Regions from separate parts of the Mus musculus genome. Here region 2 is linked to region 1. The links are chromatin loops, found by intact Hi-C in ENCODE. Cell type or tissue: gastrocnemius. All regions are shown on one strand. Region 1 has its middle 8.8 kb from the start of Rab3b. Region 2 holds the start of Mir761 (microRNA 761).

The links. A loop is a pair of places that touch in the nucleus more often than their neighbours do. Peaks named below come from ENCODE experiments on the same cell type or tissue, not always from the same donor. Only the 100,000 strongest peaks of a DNase experiment are listed, where the experiment ranks them.
Region 2: it touches region 1 in a loop (3-fold over the local background); 1 of 42 quality-filtered maps calls a loop at or near these places.

Annotation. Positions count from the first base shown.
Region 1 is chr4:108,868,279-108,872,278 of GRCm38, forward strand. No RefSeq gene overlaps it. Among named protein-coding and RNA genes, the nearest start is that of Rab3b, 8.8 kb to the right of the region's middle. In gastrocnemius, a CTCF peak has its summit at 1,887; a DNase peak (open chromatin) is centred at 1,893.
Region 2 is chr4:109,015,693-109,019,692 of GRCm38, forward strand. Nrd1 (nardilysin, N-arginine dibasic convertase, NRD convertase 1) reads left to right here. Exons shown (of 31, transcript NM_146150.3): 3 at 2,147-2,228; 4 at 3,266-3,419. It overlaps Mir761 (microRNA 761), which reads left to right and starts at 1,963; the gene lies at 1,963-2,038. In gastrocnemius, no CTCF peak of the experiment used is centred here; a DNase peak (open chromatin) is centred at 1,946; H3K4me3 peaks cover 1,216 bases; H3K27ac peaks cover 1,902 bases.

The DNA of each region.
Region 1 (4,000 bases):
CCCATGTGCTCTTAACCGCTGGCTTTTTTTTTTTTTTTTTTTGGAGATAGGATCTTCTATGAAACCCTAGCTGACCTCAAGCTGGCTATCCTCCTGCATCAGACTCTCAAGTGCTAGGATTATCGATCGGTAGGAGTCACCATACTCTACTTTCTGTAAATATTCTTTACAGTCATTGCTCTCTTTAAAATGAAATCCTCACCCCACTCCACCCCACCCCCTTTTTTGGCTTAGAACACTTCATTGACTTTCTTCCTCTGTTATTATTAATGGTATTGCTTGAATAGTGACATAATTTGGCCCCAATTCTCCAGTTACACGGTATATTATTCTCGTTCAGCCATGTAACCTGCTCATACTGTAATCTTTCCTACAATGTCCTGTTGTATGAACAAAGTTCACATAGAACTTCGTTTACTCCCCTAGGAGGAAAGCCTCCACCTGTACACGGAATGCAGGAGCAAGATATTTCCTCCCATCCTCTGCCTCAGTGGAGCTTAGGAGCTCAAGGGCAACATGCAATCAGACTTGTTCCTCTGTGAGACCTTCTGTCTCCTGAGCACATCTGGTCCTATTGGTGATAATCACTCTGTGTGTCTATTGTTGCTTCTCCATCCTTGCTTTGAACCCTGAGCTATATTAGAACAACAACTTCAGCAAAGCCCAGAAAAGAGCTCTTGAGCAGTCTTCCCCAGGACCCCTCGTTCTCCTGAATCTCAAATTCAACTCCAGTTCCTCAGCACCCATCACTGGTGCATAGAAATACAGTCACACTTGGCTTCTCTCTGGTGTTCAGAGGTCCTTGGGGGTTGGCAGGTGTAGCTATTTCCATCAGAGATCCTCTTCCCCACCTTTTGTTTCTCCTTCCTCAGAAATCTATGCAATGTCTCTTTATGAGATCTTTAGTGACCATGCCATTAAAACAGTCTTTAACTATTCACTGCTTTCTGTCCCTTCAACCCAAGTCTAGCCCTGGGTATCACCTCAAACTCACCATGCAGCTGAAGATGACCTTGCACTTCGGATCCTTCTGCCTTCATATCCCCAGTGCTCAGATTAAAGGCAAGTGCCACCATGCCTGGTGTATACAGTGCTGGAGATCCAATCCAGAGCGCAGTTGGAGCGAATGCTCTACAACTGAGCTCCATTCCCTAGCCCTCTCTTCGGTTTTCCATTAAAGTCACTTTGACGGGGATAATCTGTTGCCGTTGAGGTTGTCTATCTGGTTGCCTCACCAGAATGTAAATTCTATGAGGGTGGGAGCTGCTCGTCTGGCACAATCATTACAACCATTGCTGAATGAGAGATTGGGCGACTGTAACTTCCTAGGGCTGAACATCTCATCGGCTCAGCCTTCGTTGAGCCCACACGAAGTCTGAGGTCCAAAAGAGAGAGCTATGGTATTCTCCCTAAGTAAGAAGGATACTGTGGCCGGTTAAGTAGGAAGTGACTCTCTAAGAGAATGAAGGGTATTGAGGATGGTATCTAAGATTGAGACTGAGGCTCGTGTAAGAACAGTGAGCTGCAACAGCTAAAACAGCCCCGTGGCCAGAGAATAACATTCAAAAGGGTTGATGGTTGGTGGTAAATCCACAGAGAAAAGCATCTGATCAAACGCATAAGGGTGTGTGGCTTTGTCCTGCAGTGCCATGAACGTCAACCCCACCCGCACCCCCACCCTCACCCTGTTTTCTTAGTGTTTAGGTCTTAGAAAAGTCACTTGGGCTTTTGCTTCTGTTGAATGGATCGTGAGAGAAAAAGATGAGATACCAAAAATCAACCCAGTAGGTGCTTGTCAGACCTTCCTTCCCTTCTAGTCTGCTCGGTAGCTAGGCTTACTTCAGCACCATGGCTACTCGTCAGTCCAGAGGGAGTGCACTTCCCACTTAGAACACAAGAGGGAGTACGAGTTAAACCTTTGCAGAGGGTCACAGTGCTTCCCTATTAGCCTTCCTCAGCAGGCTCCCTGACTTACCTGATACATTCCAGGACTGTTAACCATTCCTCAACCCCATGGAAATGTATCTGAAGGAAGAACCTTTGACAAACACAACATATTTAGTTATGAGGGCTGCTTTGACGAACACAATGTATTTAGTTCTGAGAGCTGTCCCTGGTTTTTAGTCTCACTATGTAGCCCTGGCTGGCCTGGAATTCACTAAGTAAACCAGGCTGCCCTTGACCTCAGATATCCTCCTACCCCTGTCTTCCAGAGCGCTAGGATTAAAGGTGAGGTCTCTTTTAAGTAGTTGATGTCAATGAATATCTCTTTATATACCACTTCCTTATGTAATAATTTCGAATTTCATTTTCTTAAGGAGCCCACGAGACTATTCAGGTCTTCATACTACCATGAAAAAGAAATAACACTAACTGGCAAATAGTAATTGTTACACTTGAACCCAGACCTGTTGGATCTTAGAACCAAATCAGCCCATTATACTTATTTTAGATCAAGTCCCACATTTTACAGCCAGGGTCCATAAAGGGGTTGGGTGAGAGGTGGGTAATAACTTATGAGACTGAGAGAGGACTCTGTGTGTGCGTGTGCGTGTGTGTGTGTTGGGAGGTGGGGCTCACAAACACTGAGAACCCTAAGCTTGTGTTCAGTTACTGCTGCCCACATCCAGCAGGGGCAGGGGGACACGAGTGTCAGTCATTTAGCCATGGCGACTCTGGAAGAATCATGTGTCCTCTCTCCATTGATTTCCTCATGCTACAGATGAGCTGACTCCTTCTCACTGGCCTGATCATTGTAAGACAGCCACGCCCACTATTCAGGTGCTTTCCCTCTATTCCTTTCTTTCCTTTTTCTTTCCCTTTTGGAGACAGGGTCTCACATCGCAGCTCAGGTTGGCCTTCAGTTTGCTGCATAACGGAGGATACCAGGGAGCACCTGATACTCCTGCCTCCACCTCCTGGATGCTGGGATTACAGGTTTGCACCACCACACCCCATCTGTGTGATACTGGGGACAGAACTCAGGGCCTCGAACATGCTAGGCAAGCAAGCACTCGTCCAGCTGAGCTACCTTCCCAGCTCTCTCCCCTATCACTTTGTATGACTCAGACCTTATATATGTTTCTCGCTATGTGAAAATTTCCTATACATTTTGTCTTCTTAATGTTTCTCTTCCTCCTAGGATTCCAGCTTCTCTTAGATGATGTTCATGCGCCTTGTGCCTAGAGCACTGTTTGGCACATACTACGTGCCAGTGAACTCCTTGTGGGATGAATGAATGGATGCATGGATGGAGGGAATAATGGCCAAGAAGTAGGAACAGAGGGTTGTAAGTGCTAGGTCAGAAAGATTTTGATAAAGACAACTTTCCCATCAATGACTATTATCCAAAAACAAAGCAGCCAGCACTGGATAAGGTGGCTCCCTCATCCTCAGAAGGAAGCATATCAAAACTGGAGATCCCCATGTTGCTCTGGCTGGGAGAGGCTAACTCCAGTGTCCTTTGGCTACTCAGTATAGTTGCAAGTATTAAACTAAAGCCTTGGTGACAGGATGCTGTCTACTCTCCATGTTAAATTATAGAACAGGCACTCTCTCTGTGTGCTTTGTTGCTGGCAAGGAAGGGGTCCTGAAGTTGGGAAAACAGAGACAAGGGGATTAACATTGGTGGACTGTGGCTGAGAAGATGGTGGAGTTGATTTAACTAGAGCAAAATAAATGAATATAATTATAAGTTATCCTTTCTGGCCCTGAGTTCTGTCCCCAGAATCACACAGATGGGGTGTGGTGGTGCAAACCTGTAATCCCAGCATCCAGGTGGTGGAGGTTCTGTTATATAGCAAGTTGAAGGCTAACCTGAGCTACATGAAACCCTGTCTCCAAAAGGGAAAAACAGATAAAAGGAAAGAAAGCAAACAGTGAGGGGCTATTTTATAATGATCAAGCAGGGAACGCCTCTGCCTTCACTACTGGGGCCTTGTTCCCTTCTGGACCCCATGGTCTCTGTGGCTTCTCTTCCTTTCTCATAGGCTGTCTTAAT
Region 2 (4,000 bases), 150 kb after region 1:
AGAGTGTGTGTGTGTGTGTGTGTGTGTGTGTGTGTGAGATAGTAAGCCAAGTTGCGTTCGCTTGGAGAACTTCAGAGGTGAAACTTAAGATACTGAATAAATTTGTATATATGCCACTTGGTAGACAATTCTAAAGTTTTTTTTTTATAGGCAAATTGGGAATTAATAGGATTATTTCTAATTGTTAATGGATTAAGAAATCACAGACATCCTAAGATGCACCTGAGTTCTAGCTCTAGGTCTGCCCCTGACTTCTGGGGGATCTTATGCTGCCTGGCTTTCTTTCTTCCACACCCACCTTTAAGGTCACACAATTGTGAGCTCTACCTTAGCTCCCAAAATGACAGTATTATTAAATCTTAGATTCTTACCTCTAAGTTTCTATATCTGTCTTTCTCTGTATAAAAAACTGCAAGTTTTCCTGTGTCATGGACTTCTTTTGATAAAGCAATTAGGTGTGAAGAGACCAAATCATTTTGGCTGTGAAGCAGTAGGTATCCTAGTGGAAGAAAAGATTCCATGCTTTTAAGAGTAAGAAATGGTTTCTACTTAGTGTGTACGTGAGGCACGTAAGCATCTGGAAGGGAAAGTGAAGAAGTTAGTGTAGGTGAGAGGTGGCTTCAGAATCGCATTGGCTCTGAGGAATGTTTAGGCTTTAATTTTTATTTGAGAAATGTGAGCCTTATTTAAGGTAAATAATTCTCATTAAGAAATGAAATGGGAAAAAAAATGTTAGCTTTTGGAGAAGTTAATTACTTTCCTAGAACATTTTTTAAATTATGTTTCTGTTCTTTGAAAAGAAGTTTTTCTTGATCTGAAAAGTTAATAAGTTAACAAGATTGAAATTTAAGTATGATATATTTGAATTATGATTTGTTCATAATTTTGAGTTTTATAACTCAGTTCTCAAGTATAAAATTCTTGGGTAGAAAATCCTCAAGTATGAATTTCTTTTCTAGCAATCGCAGAACCTGTTTTTGCTGTGGTCAAAGCTGACTGATAGACTGTGGTTTAAGTCATCTTATTCAAAAATGTCTTCAACCCTGCTGGTCGAGACAAGAAATCTTTATGGGGTAGTTGGAGCTGAAAGCAGGTTAGGCATCTATTAAATGTCACAGAACAGGTTAGACTGTGCTTGAAGAAGTGGCTATTCTTCCATGTTTTAAATGAGCTTATGTGCTAAGTCTTCAAAAATGGGACTTGAAGTATCAAGTGAGGCTGTTTGGCTCTTTTAGAAACCCAAGGTGCATGCTATGTTATAAGGACAACCTTATCAAACAGTGCTTCACAAATGCACTAGTTCTGAAAATTAATACAAAGTTGGAAAAGTTAATATATACTTTCCTGTTTTCAAATTTACTATTTCGTTTACTTAAAAAAAAAAACCCCAAAATTTTAACTAATGATGATAGTATGTGTTAGTCATTAAAAACAGAATTTTGTGTATATCTTGGCCATCTATTTTTGTTAAAAATGAATTTTCCCAAGGAATTTGGCAAATGCACATTGATAAGTAATACATGATTTATATGTGTGTGTTCAATGCAAAAGGAAGAACTAAAGAGCCTCTTAAATCCTATTGCTGTAGCTTTTTAATAGCAAGTTTTCTCTTTTAACCATTTACTTACTATTTTATTAAATATTTTCCTAAATGGTTATCTTACCCCCATCCCCACCCCATATTAGTATTAAACTTTCTGAGTAGCACACTGAGAAGTCTTGAGTGTCTTGTAACTGAGTTACTCAGCGTAAACATTTTAAATTGCTTAGAGCCCTTCATCCTACCCAGATGTGTTAGTTCTGCAGAATTCCAAAGCCTAGTAACTCAGGCACAGCGTGGTTCAGAGTCCTGAATCAGCAGCGTGAACTGCGGCCTGCCGGGAGGCCCGGGAGGCCGGCCTCTGCCTTGTTTCTGTTTCTGCTTTCTCCCTCAGGTCTGCACCTGTTGAGCATTTGGCAGGATGGCAAGTGGAGGAGCAGCAGGGTGAAACTGACACAGTGCTGGTGAGTTTCACTTTGCTGCTCCTCCTGACTCCCAGGGAGAGTTCTGTTCTTTCTGTTGGCAAGCTTCTCCAAGTGAATCCTTGAGGTGCTGGTACTGCTTTAGGATTGACGCCACTGTTTGTATGTGTTCTACTTACCCCAGTCTGCAGCGGCTCTGTGTGTTGGAGTTGGGAGCTTTGCTGATCCAGATGACCTGCCTGGGCTGGCACACTTTTTGGAGCACAGTAAGATCTTGTAAAATATCATTCCTGGGTGTGGTTTCCTTTTTCCCTTTACATTTGTATTAATTGACTTCAAAGATTAGTAATTGGTTAACTGAAGTACATTTAAACAAAGAAAAAGCTAAGAAGAAAAATGCTGATTTAGGAATAACTATAGGGAAAGACTTTTCATCTAAGTATACTTATATTATGGATTTGAATGAAAAGCAGTATCTTCCTCAATCTGTACTTTATTCATTGAGGTAGGGTCTCAGTCAAACCCAGAGCTTGCCAGTATGCCTGGTTTGCCTATCCAGCTTGCTCTGGGGAGCCTCTGTCTCTGCCTTCTGAAATGAACTTTACATGGGTTCTAGGGATCTGAACCCTCTTCTCACATTTGTTCAGCAAGTGCTTTAACCACTGAGCCATCTTTCCAGCCCCAAACCTGTTTTACTGTAGACATCATTAGTTGGCTACAGTATGGCGAACAGAGCAAGATACAGTTGTTGCTCTCTAGGAACTGGCCAGCTCTGGTTGGACTAGTCTGCTTCAATGTTCATAGCACCCAGTGACATCAGAGTGTTGAAAATACAATCAAAAGGTGTGATTAATATGCCACAAAAGGAACCATAAGTTTAGCTATGAGTATGTCTCAGTGAAAACACGTGGACATTACACAGCTACAAATGCTTACACATGTGATGGCTTTCTGCATTAGTCATTTTTTAAAAATATTTTTAGCTTCTAGGTTATTTGAAAGTGAACCTCTTACTTGACACCTTTTTATGGTAGTTGTTAATCTGCACATAAGCTTATGTTTAAGTTTTACCCTTTTTATAAGCAAATTACTCACCTGTTTTTAAACATGAAACATTTGGGTTTTCTTGGATTAGAAATAATGTGAGCATTGTAGAATGATGCACAGCATCAATGTAAAAGTGTTAGACACAGCCATTGTTAACATGTGACTTTATCTTCTATGCATAGAGAAGTTCATCTTTGATAATAAAAGTTTCTGTCTATTTCTTTCTGTTGTGTGACATTTTATTCTTCCCATTTAGTGGTATTCATGGGTAGTTTGAAATACCCTGATGAGAATGGATTTGATGCCTTCCTCAAGAAACATGGAGGTAGTGATAATGCCTCAACTGATTGTGAACGCACAGTCTTTCAGTTTGATGTCCAGAGAAAGTATTTCAAGGAAGCCCTGGATAGGTAACTATTACTTAATGCCATTATACACATGGAAATACTGGGCACGTTCTGTTGTATTTCTCTAAAACCGTCAGAATATTGGGGAAGAAGGAGCAAACTGTTACATGTCTTCTTCCTTCCTCTCCCTGCCTCCACCCCCACCCCCCCTTTTTCTTTCTTTTTAAGACAAGGTCTTACTGTATATGCATGGCTGTCTTGAAAGTCACTATATACATTAAGGTGGTCTTTAAACTCACAGAGATCACCAGCCTTTGCCTCCTGAGTGCTGGGATTCGAGGCATGTGCACCCACACTGGCTCCACATCCTGTGTTTGAACTCTCAGGAGCCTAGTGCTCACTAGGTGTCTAGCCTGGCCAGCAAGCTCCCAGGCTCTTCCTGTCTCTGCTTCCCTCGTGTTGACATTAGAGTTGTATAGCTCAGTGCCAGGCTCTTACGTAGTGCTGGGGATTGAACCCAGGTCTCATTGTTATGTAACAATCACTCTATTGATTGAGCCATTTTCCCCAGCTCCTCCTCATTAAAATCCAAACGTGAAATTAAAAAGATTGCTTCTTTAATAATGGCATCTAAAATAAAATGC